Regions from separate parts of the Homo sapiens genome. Here region 2 is linked to region 1. Evidence: chromatin loops called from intact Hi-C (ENCODE). Cell type or tissue: heart left ventricle. All regions are shown on one strand. Each heading gives the region's core, and the rest is flanking DNA. Links, peaks and the distances in the headings are about the cores only.

Evidence for each region. Hi-C counts contacts between places; a loop is a spot of excess contacts. Peaks named below come from ENCODE experiments on the same cell type or tissue, not always from the same donor. Only the 100,000 strongest peaks of a DNase experiment are listed, where the experiment ranks them.
Region 2: a loop joins it to region 1, with 2.4 times the contacts of the local background. A loop is called at or near these places in 12 of 110 quality-filtered maps.

The regions. Positions count from the first base shown.
Region 1 is chr15:48,358,863-48,370,180 of GRCh38, reverse strand. No RefSeq gene overlaps it. Among named protein-coding and RNA genes, the nearest start is that of DUT-AS1, 33 kb to the right of the region's middle. In heart left ventricle, for the core only: no CTCF peak of the experiment used is centred there; no DNase peak of the experiment used is centred there; H3K27ac peaks cover 982 bases.
Region 2 is chr15:48,510,050-48,521,367 of GRCh38, reverse strand. It overlaps FBN1 (fibrillin 1), which reads left to right. Exons shown (of 66, transcript NM_000138.5): 10 at 551-709; 11 at 5,006-5,185; 12 at 5,841-5,981; 13 at 7,700-7,819; 14 at 11,199-11,318. Among named protein-coding and RNA genes, the nearest start is that of FBN1, 130 kb to the left of the region's middle. RefSeq lists a silencer at 542-836. In heart left ventricle, for the core only: no CTCF peak of the experiment used is centred there; no DNase peak of the experiment used is centred there; H3K27ac peaks cover 589 bases.

The DNA of each region.
Region 1 (11,318 bases), core at 990-8,989:
ACTGCAACCTCCACCTCCTGGGTTCAAGCGATTCTCCTGCCTCAGCCTTCCAAGTAGCTGGAATTACAGGTGCATGCCTGGCTAATTTTTGTATTTTTTAGAAGAGACGGGGTTTCACCATATTGGCCAGGCTGGCCTCAAACTCCTGACCTCGTGATCCACCCGCCTTGGCCTCCCAAAGTGCTGGGATTACAGGCATGAGCCACTGTGCCAGGCCTACACTCTTGTTTCCTAAAGAAACCATTGAACTTGGTAGGAAAGCAAAGTGAAACATTTCAGATTTAAGCAGTGAAAATGGATAGGGGAAAGTAATAAAGGTTTATGTACCAGTTTTCATGCTTTTGATAAGAAGCAAATTCCCTGTGCACAGTCATCCACCCTTTACAAAAGCTGGCTTCGAGAAGATGGGAAGGAAAGGAGGAGAGGCAGAGTAGAGCATTTTCAATACTTCAGCTGAGGGATGGTGTCACTTTGGCCTTACAGCTGTATTCCCATATTGTCAGAATGAGAGCTCAGATGTTTTATGGCAATTTGACTCCACTAGTCAGATCTTCCTAAAGGTTACTCCTAAAACCACGTTAAGGAGAGGTGGAGAGCACAACCTGGTAGGAGTGGAGGGTTGTGGGAGAGGAGAAAAAGAGAGTGAAGAGATGAAAAGAGAGAGATTGCTGAGACAACTAGGTTAGGAGAGTAACTCAGAAAAGCTTGTGAGATTTTACTATGTTGCCTCTGAATATGTGTAGAATAATTTTAGGTATAAACTAGAACATGGGAGATTCACTCTGAAAAAAGAAAATTTCAGGGAATAGATTGTTTGTGTTTTAACAATTGGGCTTGGTCACCCAGATGAACAAGGGCCAGGTTCCTCGCCTCATGGGAGAGATCCCTCTTGACCCTATCCCTCAGGACCTCCCACATCAAGCCCACTTGTGCCTATGTGTGAGATGTATGCAGGTGACATGCCTGAATGCCAGGTTCCTATCTAACTCTGTAGCCAGGTAAGCTGGCTCAGTTGTGGCATGTGCCCCTTGGTCGCCCCCTCTTAAATGAGCTAGTGAAGAAACAAGTGGTGCTACATCTTAGGAGTTTCCAGAGGTGAGATTTTAAAGTTTGGAACGATGTCACTTTAGAATTATTTGCAAACAGCTTCCACATAAAAGAAAGTTTCCAAAAGAAGGAGAGTGATCACTCAGGTACCTAAATTTTTAATAGAGAAAATTCCAAAAACACTCTACATCATAGGATAAGTCTTTTTCTGACACATTAGTTGTTTTTGTGGGGGGCGGGGGGATTTTCTCATTTAGAATAAGCATCCCAATATTTGTTTTGTTTTCTTTTTGTTTGTTTGTTTGTTTTGAGATAGAGTCTCACTCTTATTGCCCAGACTGGAGTGCAATGGTGCAATCTCAGCTCACTACAACCTCTGCCTCCCAGGTTCAAGGGATTCTCCTGCCTCAGCCTCTTGAGTAGCTGGGATTACAGGCGCACACCACCACACTCGGCTAATTTTTTAATGTGTTTTTAGTGGAGATGGGGTTTCACCATGTTGTCCAGGCTGGTCTCAAAATCCTGACCTCAGGTGATCCACCCACCTCGGCCTCCCAAAGTGCTGGGATTACAGGTGTGAGCCACTATGCCTGGCCACATCCCAATATTTGTAATTTTGATCCAATCCAGTGCACTGCTGTGTTTGGAGCTGGGAATTCTGGTCAAACTATCTTCTAAGACATTCATGCTCCAGCTGGGAGGGGCATACCCAGAAAGTCACAGAAATTCCAAGCAATGCTATTCTCCCAGGCAATATCCAGTTGGACTAGGATGGACATTGATCAATGCTAACTCATCCATAAGCAGGCCAGTGAGAAAAGAGAAAAACTGAGCCGGGCCAATTGGATTACTTTCTTTAAAATTTTGGACTTGAGAAACTGAGAGACTAACTTCTTAGCTGTAAGAAGACAAATGGAAGGTCATGTAGACTGGGAAGCTGGGCTAGCCATCATGAGACATGTTCTATATGACAAGAGCACAGAGCAGATGTAGAGAAAGGGGGAGAAAGGGGGCAGAGAGGAAAGGGGAATACCCCTAAAATGAGTGGCTTTGGGCCCAGCATGGTGGCTCACACCTGTAATCCCAGCACTTTGGGAGTCCAAGGCGGATGGATCATGAGGTCAGGAGTTCAAGACCAGCCTGGCCAAGATGGTGAAACCCCGTCTCTACTAAAAATACAAAAATTAGCCAGGTGTGGTGGTGGGTGCCTGTAATCCCATCTACTCAGGAGGCTGAGGCAGAGAATTGTTTGAACCCAGGAGGTGGAGGCTGCAGTGAGCCGAGATTACACCAGTGCACTCCAGCCTGGGAGACAGAGTGAAACTCCATCTCAAAAAAAAAAAAAAAAAAAAAAGAGTGGCTTTGGTTCCTGGCAAGATTCCAAGTCCCATGAGTTCCCATGCTATTTCATTTCTTGTTTTCAAATTCCTGTGACTCTTCTTTGTTTTGTAACCATCACTCCCCGCCCCTCAACCACAACCATCACTCCCAACTCTCCCTCCAAACTACCCTCACCTCTACTGAGTGGGCTCTCCTGGTTCTCTATTCCTTCCAACTGTGAAGATGGATGCCTGAATAAAACACTCCCAAACGCTATCTGGGATTACTCTTCAAGCCAACAAACTAAGAGAACACAATGTGACAAAAAATGAGAAAGAAAATAAAGTAAAAAAGATGGAAATCATCACAAAGCAGATGTGAGAGATATGACCAACATTTAACTAAAATTTATGAAATGTATACTTTTAAATTTAAATTTTAAACTACAAACATATTACCTAAATAAGGAAAAATGAACGATGATATAATGGGTGGAACAATAAAAGACTGGCCAAAAAATTTAAAAAGTACCAACAGTAAAAGGAAAAAAAGTAAAAATCTACAGAGCAGAATGGTGACTTCCTTTCTGGGAGGAAAAATACTGGAAGGGGATGCCTGCTGGGTGCTAGTGCCTTACACACATGATGTTGTTGAATTCTTACACCCAGCCCTTTGAGGCGAGTGGTGACACTTCCATTTAACAACAGCACAGTCAATAGTTCAAATAGATAAGACCTGCTGAGGTCAGACAGCAAAAAAAAGCAGAATCCCATGTCTGGCTGCCTCCAGGGTTGATGCTCTAAATGAAAAATGTGCTTGTCCGACTGTTCTCAGGAAAGGTGCACCAGTGTGGAGATGAAGTTTCCTGAGAGGAACCAATCTTTCACAGGTTTTCCCACCTGGAAGTCTCAGCAACAGAGTTAAAGATTCTATTCTATTGACTATTTGCAGTTGTTGGGACTTTCCATACAGCTGGATCTTTTACAAAACAAATCCTGGCCCACGACATGATTACCAAGGAGACAGCTGTGGGGTGGATCTTGAGTGTAGGCTCATCTGAGGCCAGTGTCGAGCAGACAAGGTCAGACAAAAAGGGTGCATCTTTTAAAGAGCCTTGCTCATTAGCCATTGCTAATGAGAACAACAAAGCCATGGTGTGGTGGGTAGCTTATCATGCCTAGATGTGGGGCATTTCCCAATGGTGGTGTCCTTGCCTTCTTGGTGTTTGGGAGAAGCAAACTTATCTAGAACAATTAGGAAAACAATTCAGTTACAGAGTTTGAAATAACTGGTCTAAGGGACTTTGGAACTCAAAGCAATTTTTTAACCTGTCTTTAAAACTTATGACGCCTGGGCAACTGACCCTATCTCTAGGGTATTGCTTTTTCATTATCTGGGTGTGGTGGCATATGCTTGTAGTCTCAGCTACCCAGGAGACTGAGGTGGGAGGATCACTTGAGCACAGGAGGTAGAGGCTTCGATGAGCTATGATTGTACTATTGCACTTTATCCTGGGTAACAAATTGAGACTCTTGAGTCAAAAAAAAAGGGGGGGAGGGGAAGATAACATTCTGAGAGATATTCCTATTGCACAAGTGAGTAAATTCAAGAGCAGAAAAGTGACAGTGGGTTATGCCAGGTTATATCCTGCAAGCTCAACTGAGGCAAAAATCAGGACCTGGAAATCCTGGCTCCAGGGTGAAGGTTTTACCTTTTGATGCAATTGTTTTGCAGCACCCAAGAGGTCTCAGATTATATCTTCCATATTCATTCATTCATAAAATATATACTGAATGGCTGAGATATGACAGACACTTTGCTAAGTGCTAGAAAAGTCAAGGAAGAATAGGACACAATCGTAGCCATTGAGGGCAATATTTTGTGCAGCAGTCCTCCATTGTGGAACTGCAAAATACTACACCTAAATTCTCCACTGTGGGATTGGGAAAATATAGTTGTTTTTAAAGAAGTATTTTTTATTATAATAATAATTATATTTTTATTTTTATAAAATAAAAATCAAATTTTATATTATAAAATTATATTATAAAATTATAAAAATATAACTATAAAATAAAAATTTTATATTTATATTTATATTTATATTTTTTATTATTATTATAATTATTATTATTTTTGCTATATGAACATACAAGAAGAGACTTACTCTGATCTAGAGAAGTCAAAGAATGCTTCATAGAAAAGATGAAGAATCAGTAGGTGTTTCATAGGAAGAAGACAAGTAGATTCCATGTAATGGAAAGTCTATGCATAGCCTTGAAAACAAGAAAGAGTAGGAATATTTGAAAAATAGCAAACAAAACAAAATCCTTTGTCTGGGTTGTTTTATTAAGGTTAGAAAAGCTACCAAGAGTTAAATCGTGAAAGATCTTGCATGCTTATGGGTTAGAACTCATGCTGTAGGATTGAAGTTCTAAGAACAGATTTTAGCCACAGTAGTCACATGATGGTATTCTGGCTTTACAAAGTAGTTATGATTCAAATTAAACATTGAAAATTAAAGACAAACATTTATATATACTCTCTGGAGAAACCTATTGAAAATGACAGTAAGGGGATTTAAAAAGGTGTAAACTCCCAAGGACAAAGAGAGCTGTAGAGGAGACATCAGACAAAAGTTGACAATTGTATTTTGGAAGATGGAAAGCCAAAAAGAGAGGAGTTGTTGACTGAGTAAAGTGGGGAAAACAACCAAAACCTAAAAGCCTAATAAAACCTAAGAGGAAGCCAAGAAGAAGAAAGATAAGTTGCTCTAAAGAACTTAGGAAAGGTCAGGATTGATAGTTCTTGGTGTTGATGAAGATGACAGGAATGGGTGGAGCCAAAGGCAAAGACTTTGTTGAATGTCTATAAAAGTAAGTTATAGAGTCTTCACCATGCCTCCAGTCAGATGAGCGTCTCTCCTCTTCCCTGGTAGAAGGCAGGATGTTTGCTCTCTGGAGAGGCTGAACCAGCAGGGTTCTGGACTCAGTGATACTGGGGAGTAGGGTAAGAGGCTGGACAGAAACAGAAGGATTAAGTGAAAGTCCACATACTGAAGGGGGACACGTGGAAACCTTCATGCAGCTCCATGAACACAGACATCAAAGCCTATGCTCCCTACAGAGGAGACTGGCAAGTTCTTCTTTGGAGAAAGTGACCAACCCTAAGGAAAACACCTACTAATACTGACATGGCAGTCACCCAACGAAGTGCCTGGCTCCTGCCTATCATTCTACAGTGCAGTCCACCAGTCTGCAAGTCCTACCAAAGCACACAGGGCTTCCAATCAACATTTTATTCCCTGACGCCTAAATGTAGGCAGCCAAAGATCTCCAGATACATTAGGAAACTCTCCAATATGAGAGACAGGTTTTAAAAACAAGAGCAATGACAAATAAATAGAAAACAAAAACATGAAGAAAAGAGGCAATGCAAGAGAAGACTTCAGAAACCCTCCTTTAAGAGTTCCTGCACCTAGATAATAAGATGCTATAAAAATCTCTTAAAAATTAAAATGTTAAAGTAGAAATGTTTTTAAAAATCCACAAAGAATTGGCAGGTAAAATTAAGAATATCTTTTAGAAGGCAGTACAAAAGAAACAAACAAAAAAACCACAATGAGTAAAGATAAGAAAGTAAAATACCCATATCAAGGTATGTCATTGTGAAATTTCAAAATACTAGGAATAAAAAATAAAACTCTTTAAAACTCCAAAGAAACAAATAGTTTCCACATAAAGTTGATTCAAAATGTACTGGACTTCTTAACAGTAACAGTAGAAGCTAAAAAGCAATGTAGAAATGACTTAAAGATCCCAAGGAAAACAATTACTTTCTACCAAGGCTTTACTCCCTGGCCAATCTCTCATTTCACTGTGAAATTAGAATCAAGGTATTGTCAGGTATGTAAAGTGTGGTATACAGTATTTATGCTCCCCAATATCTGGTTCCCCTTTCCTTCCTGGGTGCAAAGAGGACTACACTTCCCAGGCTTCTCCAAGTTAGGCAGGGCCACACGTTCTGATCATGGCTGTGAACAGAAGTGACATAGACTTTCTGGCCAAATAGTTAGACAGGAGTATGAACTCCACGCTTTCTGAAGACGTCTGATGTTGAAATGGTGGAGCCACGAGATTGAAGCAGTTTGCATTACTGGATCACCACATGAAAGATAGTTGCCCTGGAGAGTTACCCAACTTCCAGCCAACTTGGTGTGACCCAGAAAAAGACTTGACATGTTAACCCATTAAGAAGTGAAGCTACATTTTCTTAATCTAGTCTATCATTGTTGGACATTTAGGTTCGTTCCAAGTCTTTGCTATTGTGAATAGTGCCACAATAAACATATGTATGCATGTGTCTTTATAGCAGCATGATTTATAATCCTTTGAGTATATACCCAGTAATGGGATGGCTGGGTCATTAGGAGATATACCTAATGTTAATGACTAGTTAATGGGTGCAGCACACCAACATGGCACATGTATACATATGTAACAAACCTGCACGTTGTGCACATGTACCCTAAAACTTAAAGTATAATAAAAAAAAAAGAAATGAAGCTTATTTTTTTCTGCAGCATAGTCTAGCCTAACCTAATGTATAACCTATCAAAGATATTTCTAACTGTACCATTTCTCAAGAAGTTAATGGCTACCCTATGACCCAGCAATTCCACCTCTAGGTGATATTCCCCAAAAGAAATGAGTGCATGCGTGCAACAAAAGACAGGGACCAGACTGGTTGTAGCAGCTTTATTTATTATATCCAAATACTTTACATTCATACCACATAAAATAGCAAAAACAAACAACAAAATAAACAACTGGTACATGCAACAACATGGATGACTCTCCCAAGCATGATGCAAGAATACCAAACACAAAACAGTACATACTGTATGATGATTTTATATAAAGTTCAAGAACAGGCAAAACTCATTGATGGTGGTAGAAGCCAGAGTAGCGATGACCGTGTTGAAGGTACGGGGTAGGATAGAGGTTACTGATGGGGAAGAGGCATGAGGGAGCCTTGAAGAGTTTGGGAACTATTCAATATCTTGATCTGGATGTCAGTTACGTGAATGTCTGTGTATACAAAAATGCATTGGGCTGAGCACTTAAGTTAGTGCATTTAAGTTTAGCAAACAGTTTGGTACACTTCAATTTAAAAAAATGTTTAGGCCAGGTGCGGTGGCTCACCCCTGTAATCCCAGCACCTTGGGAGGCCAAGGCGGACAGATCACCTGAGGTCAGGAATTCGAGACCAGTGTGGCCACCATGGTGAAACCACGTCTCTACTAAAAATACAAAAATTAGCCAGGCATGGTGGAGGGTGCCTGTAATCCCAGCTACTTGGGAGGCTGAGGCAGGAGAATCACTTGAACCCAGGAGGCAGAAGTTGTAGTGAGCCCAGATTGCACCACGGCACTCCAGCCTGGGTGACAAGAGCAAAACTCCATCTCAAAAAAAAAAAAATAAATAAAATAAAATTTTCAAATGTTTAAAAAGCAGCTGCTGGAGATTGTGCTTTACCAAAGTGAGGAACAAACCCAAACTGGAAAAGCATGGGATACAGGCAATAGGAAATTGCGTGGAGGACACAGATGAAAGGGATTCCTATGAAGACTGAGCTCCAGGATGGCAGTTGCAGAGTAGTCAGGAGTGACAGGAGCTAGAGACAAAGGAATTAAAGTGGGGAAGCATCTAGAAGAAAAAAAATGAAAAGAAAAAGAAACTGATAGATTATCTTAGAGTCCAACTCTATTCAAGGGAGTATCACAATTCTACCAAAGAATTTAGGGAGAAATTCCTAATAAGCATAAAAAACTAAGCAACAACAAAAAATAAGCTATTACTAATGAAAAAAAGAAACCCACAAAAGGTTACATAAACATGTTACCATAGTACACTATATGACTCAGCTTTAAATTTAGCCAGAATATTGTTAGACGATTATGTTGGGAGGATGAGAGGAAGGACAAAGTGGGGGCATGGGAGGAATGCAGCCAGAGGGGTATGGTAAGAAAGCTAAATTCTCATCAGCCCCAGAAGAAAACCAGTAGAAAGTGACTACACTTGAAACGAAATGAAATAACTGCACTTGCATATTATTTAGGAACATGAAAGTAAATCACAAACAGTTGAAAGTGTTTAGACTCAGAGTGGAGAGGGGTAGAGAGAGGACTGATATTTTTATTGTTGTATTGACTTCTACATTACATACATAAAGTATTTCAGCACTATGCTGAAGCAATTTTTAAAATTTCAGAAGACCAGGTGCGGTGGCTCACGCCTGTAATCCCAGCACTTTGGGAGGCCAAGGCAGGCAGATCACAAGGTCAGGAGATCGAGACCATCCTGGCTAATACAGTGAAACTCCGTCTCTACTAAAAGTACAAAAAAATTTGCCAGGCATGGTGGCAGGCGCCTGTAGTCCCAGCTACTCAGGAGGCTGAGGCAGGAGAATCGCTTGAACCCGGGAGGCTGAGCTTGCAGTGAGCAGAGATCACACCACTGCACTCTAGCCTGGGCAAAAGAGTGAGACTGTCTCAAAAAAAAAAAAAATTTTTCAGAAAACTCTAAGAAATAAAAAATAAAGTGACTCATTTGAAAACACATTTTGATTCCAATTGGTTTTTTGCTGTTGTTGTTTTTGTTTTGCTTTTTTTTTTCTTTTTTTTTTTTTTAAGATGGAATCTCTCCCTGTCCCATAGGCTGGAGTACAGTGGTGTGATCTCAGCCCACTGCAACCTCCCGCCTCCTGGGCTCAAATGATTCTCCTGAGTCAGCCTCCCAAGTAGGTGGGACTACAGGCACATGCTCCAGTTGATTTTTTTAAAAACACATACATAGCACATAGTAAGTTGCATAGAGAGGAATTTGTGGCAGGTTATAAAATCACACTGTAATCCTCTTAGAGATCCAAAAAGCTGGGACATTAAACTCGGTCAGCCACCAGTGCTTACTTCAAAGGAAACAGAGTCATGAGATACAAGTGTAAGTTCTATCAGCTTTCAGCTCCATCACAGCTAATGGCATGATAATATTGTACCAGTTTAGAACTTTTAGGTGTAATCACTTTTTGTTATTATTTCAAATCACAACTGCACAACTTAAATGTGCTTTTAAAAAATTAGGTTCTATTAAAGAAAAAATGATTCCTTTATTTAAACAAGGCAATCTGTACCTACAAGGGGCTACACCTACAACTTCTAGAGGCCTATGAAAACCACCAGTGGAAACCACATGTGGAAAAAAATAGGTGCTGGGCTAGTTAAAATGCTAATACAATTTCAAGTATTACTGTATTTTTTTTCTAAAAAGGAAGACAACACAATAGTGTTTTGAAAACTATAGTATAGGAAAGTATATGTGTTATATGTGTGTGGTATAAATGAAATAAATCTTGATAATACAATTTAAGTCTCCTTGGATTTGGCTCTGAAAAAGAAATACTTAATGACAATGAATAATTAAAGGAAGTTTGAATGACAGGTCTAAGAAAAAATATTTTTTTTTGAGACAGGATCTCATTCTGTCACCCAAGTTGGAGTGCAATGGTGTGATCTCGGTGCACTGCAGCCTCGAACTCCTAGGCTCAATTGATCCTCCCACCTCAACCTCCTGAATGGCTGGGACTATAGGCTACAGGCATGCACCATCATGCCCAGCTAATTTTTGGTAGAGATGGGTTTTCACCATGTTGCTCAGGCTGAAAATCTTAAATTAAGCTTATAGTTCTGTGTTTCAGACATTTTGAGAAAAAATATTCCATACTAGAATGATGAATGTATCTTTTTAGTCCTCAGCTTTTTCTTTGTTACTGCCTATACATCACAGGCTCTTTATTAGAACTATATTTCTAGCCAATGATAAAAAACAAAAAACTACTAGTTGGTGGTACTTTTATCAAATTCCATTTGCTGCAGATATTTAGATTTTTGTTAGCCAAGACTTTCAGAACTACTGCTATGTGATTATAAGAATTTATTCATGACACCTTCAAATCAACACAATCTATTTTCTTCAGATTCTAATTAGTTATCAATATTTCAAAATTAATATTTAGCAGTTGTCAATCTTTAAATGCAAGAGATGTTTACCATGATTTTATTCTCATAATGTCCACATTATTGAAAAATAAACCAAAAGATAAGAGAAAAATGCTAGCAAATGGCTAGCTACCTTAAAAAAAGGAGGTGCATTTGATTGAGACTTTTGATTTTGATGGTTCTTATCTTATAGAATCCATTTCAGAACTAAATAGACCTAGGTATATAAGGATGAGGCAACAAAGATATTTCTTCCATTCTGTGACTTGGAATAGCCATACTCCACTCACATACAATGTGTTTTGGTTTGAAAATATGTTTTCAAAAATATGAATTACTAGACAGAACATGATAAAAGCTCTGTGTCTTCATATAGCTAGGCCAGTTTGAGAAATTATGTAAGTTTAGTAGCAGCAAAATGTTCACCAAGTATTCATTGGTTTAATATTTTTAGTAGCTTATTAAAAAAAGCTATTTCTATTTGTTTATTTGTGATGTTTGGGAAATAAACATGCTGATAATTCTTTCGTAAGATACTTTTTAAGATTGAGACCCCATGAGGTACCGAAAAAAGCATTCACTTCTCTCACACTTGAGGTCACAAATTTTTGCAAGTCAAAAATGTTGGCCATGCCAAAAACATCATGCTGCACACTACCAAATAAAAGAACACTGTTATTCTTACAAGGAAAGGTTTGACAAGACAGGAAATAGGCAGGGTCAGAGAGGTTTACTTAATACGGAGACTCATTTAACCATCATGAAGCCAAAATACAATGACAGTTAAAAAAAATAAACAAATAGCTGTTACACAAAACAAAACCCCAGGATACATGGTCTCTACTGGAACTGATTATTAGAGTTTTAGCAAATACAGGAAGTGGATAACCCCAGA
Region 2 (11,318 bases), core at 2,501-10,500, 150 kb before region 1:
TCTAAATGCAAAGTGACTCATTCTTCAAAAATAACAACAACAACAACAAAAACTTATGTCTGACTCTCACAGTTGCAGACTGGAAAATAAGAAAGATCTTTTAGAAATGTAGACTAAATGTTGTTTTAAAATAGATTTACATATTTTCCTAAAATGGCTCGAATTAAGCAGTTTGAAACCAGGGACAACCCAGTCTCTCTTCAGCATAGAGACATGTCTTTATAAATAATAAACTGTCACTGCTAGTGATTTTCTTAGTCTCTCTTTTCCTATGGCACACATGGTTTTAATCACTCGTTCCCACCTTGGGTATGGAATGTGGGACTTCAGCCAAGTGCACTAGCACACAGGGGCAAAAGGTGTGAGACCAGGGATTTCTGACTGAGCACTGTTCCTGTGCAGCGCTCGCAGCTTCCCTTCCGGGGGGCAGAGGTGTGAGTTAATCCTGCCGTAGCCCCAGTGTGAAGTATGGAGCTGCTCGGGCAGGGGAGTGTTGTTACAAGTATTATCTCAGCGATGTGTGTGTGTGTATGTGTTTCTTTGTCCTCAGATGTTCGCCCAGGATACTGTTACACAGCTCTGACAAACGGGCGCTGCTCTAACCAGCTGCCACAGTCCATAACCAAAATGCAGTGCTGCTGTGATGCCGGCCGATGCTGGTCTCCAGGGGTCACTGTCGCCCCTGAGATGTGTCCCATCAGAGCAACCGGTAAGAGCCCTTCCAGTTATCTGCAGAATATCCCATCCCAGCCCTCACAAGCCCAGTGGCAATGTGCATGATGCAGATGTAATGGAAACTTGGGTAAATGAGTAGTCTCCAGGAAATATAAGAGATGACGTCCAGGGAAATTTCCCTAGAAAATGCACAGGAAAAAAAAAGGGGTCTGTACAAAGAGTACTGTTTTCAGGTACTGCTTTTTACTTAGCTGGCTTATTACTACTAAACAGAAACCTTTTGGGGAAGTACTTATTCTCATTTTAGTACTTAATGGCTCTCATGGAGTACTCAAAAGCTCAGTAGAGTAAAACTCAGCTTTCAGAATTTTTCAGGTAAGTTGTTCAGGAGACACATTTCCTTTTTCCTAACATTGGACTCTTTCCTTCCTGCTAAGTCCTGCTTGTTTTTTTTTTCCTTCACAGTATCTCTTTTATCTGTCCATTTTTTTGTTTCTATTAGAAGCGTATTTTCTCTAGTCTGGACTGTTCCAGTAGTCTCCTAACTAGTCTCTGAAATCCACCATTGCCATGTACCTTTCCCAAAGTATGAGTCAGTGAAGTTCAGTTTAAAAAATTGTGTCTAGGGGAGAAAAAGGAGACACCTTTTGACTAATTGAGCCTATTTCAAAACACCATGTTGTACACAATGAATGCATACAATTTTTATTCATTAGTTTAAAAATACATAACTAAACAAATACATAAATACAGCACACTTTCGTTAGTCGAGAAAGATGTCCAAAAATATTTCCCCAGGATGAACTCAGGCAATATTTAGTGGCCAATTCACTCCATTTCTTGCAAAGAACATTTGCTACTTAGCACAGTATTTAGAGTCCCAAATCTAATCCCAGTTCATCTTTTTAATTCTTGTTCTTTATAGTAGTTTAAATTATATGATTGAGTTTTCATTGCACCCAATCCGAGCATTTCTGAATTCAAGTTGGCTTTTTTTTCTAAAACTTCTTGCCAGTTCAGGCTCTTTCTCCCTACTCCTGCCATCCTTGCCTGTTATATATCCTCTTTTCTTGTTAAGGATCTGCTCAAACATGACCTAATCCATGAATATCCCGAGGTACCTGCAGCTGGAAGTGCTCCCTTCTTCCTTGTGCTCCTGTGGTTCTGGCTGGTACTATCACTATGGCATGAGTGCCATATGTGTGTTCACATCTTGCTCTTTTACTGGTTGATCAATCTCATTAGGAAATCTCATTCATTATTGTAGTCTCATATTTCTCATGCTTTTTACACTTCCATAGTATTTAGCAAAATCTTGCTTATAGGAGGCATTCAAATACAGAGAGCAACTTATTAGGCAACATCTTTCCCACCAATTGAGCATATTTCAAAACATCACGTTGTGCACAATGAATATATACAATTTTTACTTGTCAATTAAAATACTAATACATAAATAAACAAATACATAGATGAAGTTTACCTTCCTGAGTCCAGTAGGGGACCATTTAGTAGATCACTGTTTAGAAGCACATGACTTCCTACTAAGACATGGCTTAGGTACCAGGAGAATGGCTTTTAAAATGCATATGTTAACTTAGGAATCAGCAGCTTTGATGTGGATTCCTTCCTGTGTTGAGGCTTTGAATAGAGAAGAGGACTAGAGCAGGTTTAGGTGCCTGCAGGAAGACCTACTTTGGGACAGTTGGAGCAGAAGACCAGGTTCCTGTGTGTGGCTTTACAGGGAGCTGTCCTCCCAGGTATACCACTGAGAGATGCACAGCCCTCAGAGGCCTTGGGCAAAACAGATTTATAGAGCAAAATAACTTGCAGGTAGGTTTTTGTTTGTCCAAATGTTCCAGTACTGGTGCTACAGAGATCTGGGCTCTTACAGAGAGTGATGCAGGAAGGATTTTAGATTGGCCAGCTTTTCACTCTTTAAAAAATAAATCAGCATCATCTTGGGTTAAGTGGAGATAGGAAAGATGGACATCAGCTTAACAAAATTAGCCCCACGTTGCTGATCCTGAATGTAAAGGGGCAATGAGAAGATTACTAAATCTGTAAAAAATAGGAAGAAATATCAGATTCAGTCTGATACAGTTTCCTAGAGAGGTTAAGATGAATTTAATGGCATTCTTAAAGTAAAATACCCACCTAATTAGCAGAAATGCTGATAAGCTATTAAATTTCTTTTATATAAATTCAAAAAGTCTTAAAAAGAAAGGCCGAATTGGTACCTACAAATGCTTGGAAGCAAAGTGAGTTCCTTAATGTAACTGTCATTTAATAAAATTAACACATAGTTAATGAATTCCTGTTATGTGCAATTTGCAGGGCAAGGCTGAGAGTGGGAACTAGTCATGAGTTAGAGATGATCCCTGACTTCACAGACTACACAGTCTTAGTGGTGGGAATTTGGTGAGAGCAGGTTCCCAGGGAATGGTGGATATGGCACGTACAGATGATAAATCTATAGGAAGAATCACTGTTGGTTGACAAACAGGATTGAGACATCTTGAGTCAGGGAAGCATGAACAACATAGAATTCCTTTACAAATACATTCAAGTACGTCAGTATCTCTGTAATTTGAAATTCCAGTGAAATCGTAATTAAAATGCTGTAAGAGAATTATCTGAAAACATAAACTTGACCTGAGATGGAAATGTCAAATATGAATGAAGAAATTTTAGAAATGGACCAGAAAGTACCAACAGTACTTTCCTATTTAACCTCATGTAAATTGGCAGAATGTCCCGTGAGGTTGAAATATGAATGCATTTCAGTAAGACCTATTACTGTCTGAAAATAAGTTAAATTTTAGTCTGTAAGGAAAAGAAAAATATTAGTCTAATTTCTATTAATGGCTGAAACTAGCATAGAAGGTATCCATGAGAAAATCACTGTACAACTGTGAAAATAAAATTACCAAAATCCTAGCAAAAGAGGAAAAAAATGAAATTTAAAAGTCACATAGGTTACTTATAGAAGGGAACTATGAAAAAACATGGCTATTTGTAGGCAACATGAAAATAAATAAAATAAATACATCCTTGGAAACCTGGATACTGCTTAAAAACACCTTTTTGGAAGCCCAGAACAAATGTGTGGAAACCTAAAGATGATTTATTTGATAAAGACCTGACACTGTGAAAAATAGTAATCATCCTAAAAATGTAGAATCATAGGGAAGCAGATGATGAAGTCAGGATGTCCTCATTCAGAGGGTCACTATGCAGCATTCATACCCGACCCACACCCCTTGGTGTTTCTCCTCCCTTATGGGCCACTTCTCCATTGATATTGCTTTCTTTTACGAATCAGTATTCTTCAGGGTTCTGTCTTTGCACTCCCTTCTCTTCCCCTTCCACACCACTCTTACATGAGCTCATCCATCCCCATGGCTTTGAGTATCACCTCTCTGTACTGATGACTCTGAAACTCACGTCTAGCCTTGATTCGTCTAAGCTTCACACTGTCTTTTACAACTGCGAAGTGATAGCTCCACTTGGATGTCTGATATCTCAAAACTCCTATGTTCAAAATGGAACTTGGTTTCTACCCACCAAATCTGCTATCACCATGATTTTTCCCGTCCAGGCAAGGGCACCAACATTCACCCAATTGCTCAACCAGAAAACTAGGAGTCATTCTTGACTTCTTGTGTCCTGAGCTCTGACACTTACTACTTCACTGAGCACTATACATTTATCTCAAAAATCTACTTCACTGAACACTACACATTTATCTCTAAAATGTGCTTCAGATTTGTCCACTTCTGTCCGATTCAATCACTGACTCCCCCATCCGGACATCATCATCTCCCCCTTGGTCTTCTGCAACAGCCTTGCCTCCCCGCAGTAATGTTCTTCATATGTTGTAATTGTAAGCATGATCTTCTGAAAATGGTCATCTGATCATGTCCCACCCCCGTTGAAGACATCCAGTGGTTTTGCACTGCGCATAAAATAAAATTCAAATTTTTTAATGTATTCTGTAGAGCCCTGTGGAATCCACAGGTGGGACTGGATGGAGAAAGTAGTACTTTTATGTTTTCCATGAGGTGAATTTTGATACAGATAAAGACTCTGAGGTTTTGGGAGGAACATGGTTTTGGATTTGAATTATTGTTCCAGAGTGGTTGCTGCTGCAGGTATTAAAAATGGGAATCCAGTCAGTTGGTTCTTTTTCTTTTCTCCAGTTGACCTGTGAATTTTGAGGATCAATTTTATTCAAAAATATCTTTAAAAAAATAAGGATGACTTCTGTGGGCCTATGATCATAAGCTACAGCTCAGCTGTTGTGTTTTGTTTTGTTGTGTTTTTCTAGAGGATTTCAACAAGCTGTGCTCTGTTCCTATGGTAATTCCTGGGAGACCAGAATATCCTCCCCCACCCCTTGGCCCCATTCCTCCAGTTCTCCCTGTTCCTCCTGGCTTTCCTCCTGGACCTCAAATTCCGGTCCCTCGACCACCAGTGGAATATCTGTATCCATCTCGGGAGCCACCAAGTAAGAATTCAAAAATCATCTAGTTATTTTTCTTGCATTGTTCAAGTTAACATTTTTTTATTATTTATTTATGCTACTTTAGTCATTAAATAAGTTTGTAAATTGTTATATTAATTTTTGGTTTACATAATGTTATCTATATCTATATCATATGTATGTCTCAATTTTCCTATTGCATAGAGAAAAACGGGAGGCTTCCTATTCTCCAGAGATTAATGTCCTTTTGTTATTGGTGTTTTCAGGCAACTATGGGAGAGTTATGGGCGATAGTTAAATCTGATTCACAGAAAGGATTAATAGAGGAGGTATAATATTAGACTTTAGGTTACAGAGCTTGCAAGGCAGTTTTATAAGTAGTTCAATACCAATATCTCTCTGCCTTTGTTATTTCTGCAAACTAGAGGTTTGAGAGTGAGGTGGTGAAGAGGGCAGAGAAAAGCAGGCTGCAGCTGGGTTGTGAGCTCCCCAGTGCTCACAGTGCAATGTGATCTCTGTTGGCAGGGTGGAAATATGCTCTGTTGTCACCAGACGACCTTTGCCCAAAGAGTATCCTCTTTCCTTTCTGATTCAACATCTTGTTCATTATTGTCAGATTAAGTACTGATGAAAGATACCATAGTTAAAATAATTTTAATGGGGCTTAATGTTCTTCTAGGGGTGCTGCCAGTAAACGTTACTGATTACTGCCAGTTGGTCCGCTATCTCTGTCAAAATGGACGCTGCATTCCAACTCCTGGGAGTTACCGGTGTGAGTGCAACAAAGGGTTCCAGCTGGACCTCCGTGGGGAGTGTATTGGTACGTGATCCATCCTAGGTTGGCACCAAGGGTCTGTTGTAATTCTGTTCCTTGACTCTACTGGTTTTCTATTGCTGCTGTAACAACTTACCCCAAACTTGGTGGCTTAATACAATACAAATTTAAATTATCTTTCAGCTCTGTAGGTTAGTAGTCCAACAGAAGTCTTACTGGGCTAACATCCAGGTGTTGGGAGGGCTGTCTTCCTTTTGGTGGCTCTTGGGAGGAATCCATCTCTTTGCCTTTTTCAGCTACTAGCAGCTGCCTGTGTCCTTAGCTCATGACCCCTTCCTCCATTTTCAAAGCCAGCAGTGTTGCATCTTCAAATCTCTTTGTCTCTCTCTGGCTCTCTCTTGCAATTCCCTCTTCCACATTTAAGGATATTTGTGACTGCATTTGGCCACCTGTATAATCCAGGAGACTCTCCATCTCAAGATCACTGATTAGCTACCTTAATTCCATCTACAACTTTAATTCTCCTTTGCTAGCTAAACATATCCATAGGTTCTGGGAATTAAGACATGAGCATATTTGGGAGGTCATTATTCTGCCTATTAAAGTTACTTTTAACTTTCATTGTAAAAGATACTCAAATCATTTCTGGTAACTCCAATTTAAGACACCCTACCAAAAGCCCTACCATTAAAAGAAAGCGTTAAAAATATCCCCAAATTATGGAATTTTGCACATTATACTAGTCTAAATGTGTAGCTTACCAACTCTCTTAGACTAGTTATTTTAAATGGAAGAAAGAAAGTTTAAATTGCTGATGAGGCATTTAAGCTGGTGAAGGGAGGAAATGTAATGAAAGAATAATCAATTTTTGGATTGGATAAGAACACTCAGCTCCTATCAACTTGTTTTTAAAATAAGTTCACCTCTTAGTTCTGTTATGAATTCTACTTTTATAATTATAAATTTATGATTTGTCAGAAATGATGAGTTCTTACTTTCCCAAACTATTTAATTTCCTGATGATATGAACACCCCTTCTAGAGGTCATCCAGAGCTGAGTAGAAGTGGGAACATCTAACTCAGGGTTGCGGAATGTGAGGTCAAATCTGTATCTGGCACTAAGAAGCATGTGGACAAGTGGGTTATCTTTGCTAAATTTTAGCTTCCTCTTGTTTACAAGTAGGGTCATATAAACCAGTTTATCTCTAAATGTACTGATAATTCTAAGTGACTGTAAAACTAGTGTGAGCCTGTGTATTGAACACATCTGGGGATGGGGGAGACTCTGTGGTGATTGAGAACTGCCCTTTAAACAACAGTTGCTTCATGTTTTGTTCTAACATTTTAGTGGAACTCAGCAGGGAATGCTTGGATATGGTTAGACCTTCTTTTTATTGGAAAAAAACAGAGCTTCAAGAGATACTCGGAATCCTATCCAGAAGCCACTTCTGAAATGTTAGTCTGTTTGGTCCTCTTAGATCAGACTCAAGGAAGAAAAAATGTTTATTAGATCAGATTGTTGAGTTGCTACATGTTTGGAATTTTTCTCTGCAAAATGACACATGAAAATAATACACTTTAACTGCTCAACCAGTCTTCAAATGGCTAATGACATATTGTAGTGGAAAGAAAAAAGATCCTTTTATTATGTTATTTATTTCTCAAAAGGAAAATGTTTTATATGTATAAAAGGAACCCAGAAAGTCTTAGAATTATGAGGTATTGCTATGTAATTTTGCACTAAAATACATTGTGCTTTGCAGATGTTGATGAATGTGAGAAAAACCCCTGTGCTGGTGGTGAGTGTATTAACAACCAGGGTTCGTACACCTGTCAGTGCCGAGCTGGATATCAGAGCACACTCACGCGGACAGAATGCCGAGGTATGGTCCTGGCTCCTGACGTGGAATGTGGGACATATATGCTAACTGGGGGTTGGCTTCAAAGGAGTTCCATGGAGTTTAAATAACCCATGCCGGAAGAGACTAATACAGTCCCGTGGCTTTTTTGAACTTAGTTCCACCTATTGTCATTCTGAAAGACAGTGTCATAAAATCTGGCAAGCATTGAAGTTATTTTATAAGATGCGTCTATGCCTGAAGGAAAATCTTATTTTCAGTATTGTTGTCTCGTCACTATTATTGCCTCTTAAGTTTTCATCTGAGAAGTAGAGAGTGGAATTGTCCTTTATGACACAGCAACTGAGGAAAATTTCAGTTGAAATTATGTGCAATTAATTTCTTAATGGAAAGTTCTAAAAGATAGGGATGTCACTCTAAGCCCTTGCTGCTTTTTAGTGTGGTCAGCAACAGCATCTCCTAGAGCTGCTTGGAAAGGCAGAATCTCAGGTTCCACCACAGACATACTATTGCAGAATCTATATTTTAACAAGATCCCCCAGCAATCTGTATGTACATTGAAGTTTGAGAAGCACTGCTATAAATGTCCCCTCATAAAAAATTTCCCATCAGGTTTATTAACTAATTTATTAAGCCACCCAATATGCCTTTTATTAAATGACTCTTATGTACTGAGTTTCTAAAACAGAAATAAATAAGATACAATGATCACTGTCAGGGAGCCCAAACATCTATCTCCATCTCTATCTCTAAATTAAGCACAAAATGAACTGTATCATTAATTCAGTAAAGACAGAAAAAAAAAACAGGCAAATACTCTGTTAAAGTTAAATAAAAGGGCCCATCAATGATAGACTGGATAAAGAAAATGTAGTACATGTACACCATGGAATATTATGCAGCCATAAAAAAGAATGAGATCATGTCCGTTGCAGGGACATGGATGGAGCCGGAGGTCATTATAATTAGTAAACTAACATAGGAACAGAAAACCAAATACTGCATGTTCTCACTTTTAAGTGGGAGCTAAATGGTGACACATGGACACATAGAAGGGACCAACACACACCGGGGCCTATTGGAGGGTGGAGGGTTGGAGGAGGGAGAGGATCAGGAAAAATAACCAATGGGTAGTAGGCTTAATACCTGGGTAATGAAATAATCTGTACAACAAACCCCCATGACAGAAGTTTACCTATTTAACAAACCTGCACATGTATCCCTAAACTTAAAAGTTTTTTAAAAGTTAAGTAAAAGATAGCGAGGTTTATATCACTTTAGAAAATTGGTAGCCATTGACAAGAGTTAATCTTATTTGCCTCTTTTAGCAAAAGCTCTTCATGAGTTGAAGACATATAGAAGTTTTAATTTTTATCAGTGAACTGGCTTCAAAATTTATGAATTTTGTTCTCACGTAGAGATTTCTTGCCACCAGTGTATTTTAGTGCACTACATATAAATGACCATTTTAAGCAGAAAAAAACTGGAGCAAGGACTTTGAACTCACTAACATTTCTATTAATTAGTTATAAATATGGATAGGTTGAACACGTAACTGAGTTGAGAACCTTCTTAATATTATGACTATTGTTTAATATAATTAACATGTACAAATAGCATACTAGGCATTTTGCAATAACAGAAAATAAAATGAAATCAATGTCCAGAGACTGCACTGTTAAATAAGCAAAGAGAGGTGGTTATTGAGAGCACTCAGCTGGGGCAAGGACCAGCCAGTATAAACTCATGTATGTGGTTGTTATCAATCTGAGACTTAGTATTGGAGACTGAGGATGACCTGAATACTTAAAGCACTGCCTTCTTTAAGAGCTAGCACTAAGGTTATCCTGAAAATAAGAAGTTGAGAACGTGCTCACATTATTTTGCTGATGAAAGTTGCCACAGAATGGTCCAAAAGGCTGTGCACATAACTGGGAAGTAAGTGAGGGGCCGAGTAGAAGGGGATAGAAGGATGGGCAGAAACACAGTAGAGGAGAACTTTGAATGACAAGCTTTAAATTTGTCTTATAGGGCAATGGGGAACCCCATGACATTCTGAAATTGAGGAAGAGAGAAAAATATGAACTTTTTATCCTGTTTATTTTAACCTTGGGCCTCAAAAAATTATGGGATCCTTAAAAAAAAAAAGTCTGCTCAAGAATATGTGGTTTTTACCATTTTTTTTTGAGTGTGGAGCAAGTCTGATTTTTAGCAAGGATTAAGAAATAAACGAGAGAGAAAAAGATCGTAGGTTGTTGGCACAAAGATCAGACAGAAGAAAAGCCCAGACTGCCTCAGCTCGTCCAATGACTTGTGTGGAAACCACTGCAGGATCTGCCCAGAAAGAAAGTGCATCTGAGGGCCAACCACAAGACACCACACAGACACAGGGTAAACAGTCAGAGTAACTGACATGCCATGAACGCACGTGCTCATTGTTCAGGGGATATTTAGGGCACTTATACTCAGACAAATGTGACCTCAACTCTGCATAGATAGGAATGCTCGCATCCAACTCCACATAGTTTCTTGGTCCCTGTCTTCTGGGAATAAGCCCTGGAAGTGATTGTGTGCCTGTGTAGACAAAGAGGTTTGTGTTCATCCTCTTTGATGTTTATCCAGGTTTGTAGCTTCTAGAAACTGAGAGAAACAGATAATCCAGGGAACCATGCTATCCACTTTGGGTAGATTGTTAATATTTAAGGGAGAAATCAGATACAGGTTGTTTCAGTTATTGTTATTTTAACACTTCCGTGTCAAGCTCTGTTGTGTACCTTGGCATAATATTAACCACAATAGAAAAAAAGGAAAAATACCCTCATAGAATCAATATTTTATTTGGTTGGTAGAATACTCATAAAGTTGTTTTTTAAAAGACTAAGAATCTATCAGCAGTAACCCTGCACGTAAACCAGAATTGGTATAAGGAAGATGGACATTTTAGAGATGTGATTGACGGTTTTCAGGCAGAATTAAGGTGATTGTTTAAAAAAATAGCATATGTTGTATTGTTCTGAGATAGCTATAAAATATGTCTTTTAAAATTATATGTTTAAAGATGCCAGCCAAATTTCAGTATAAATAGTGATTTATACTGGTTAAATAGATGTGCTTGGAAAATGGTGAAGAAGAATCTATTTTGTTTACAGACTTCGGATTTAAGGAGTCTTATTAGAAATTAGAGTTACATCTAATGCCATTATACAGGTTTTTTATCATGTCTTTTCAACTCTGATAACCCTAAATATCACATTATTTGATAACCAATTTATGTTGGAGAATATTATTAAGTAATTAAAACCAAAAGCCAAGATCATGAGTTTGCAAATGGAGGGAGGGGGAAATAAAATAATTTTAACTCCCCTAAATAAAGCTATTTCTTCTTTTTAAACTTTGATTTTAGACATTGATGAGTGTTTACAGAATGGCCGGATCTGCAATAATGGACGCTGCATCAACACAGATGGCAGTTTTCATTGCGTGTGTAATGCGGGCTTTCATGTTACACGAGATGGGAAGAACT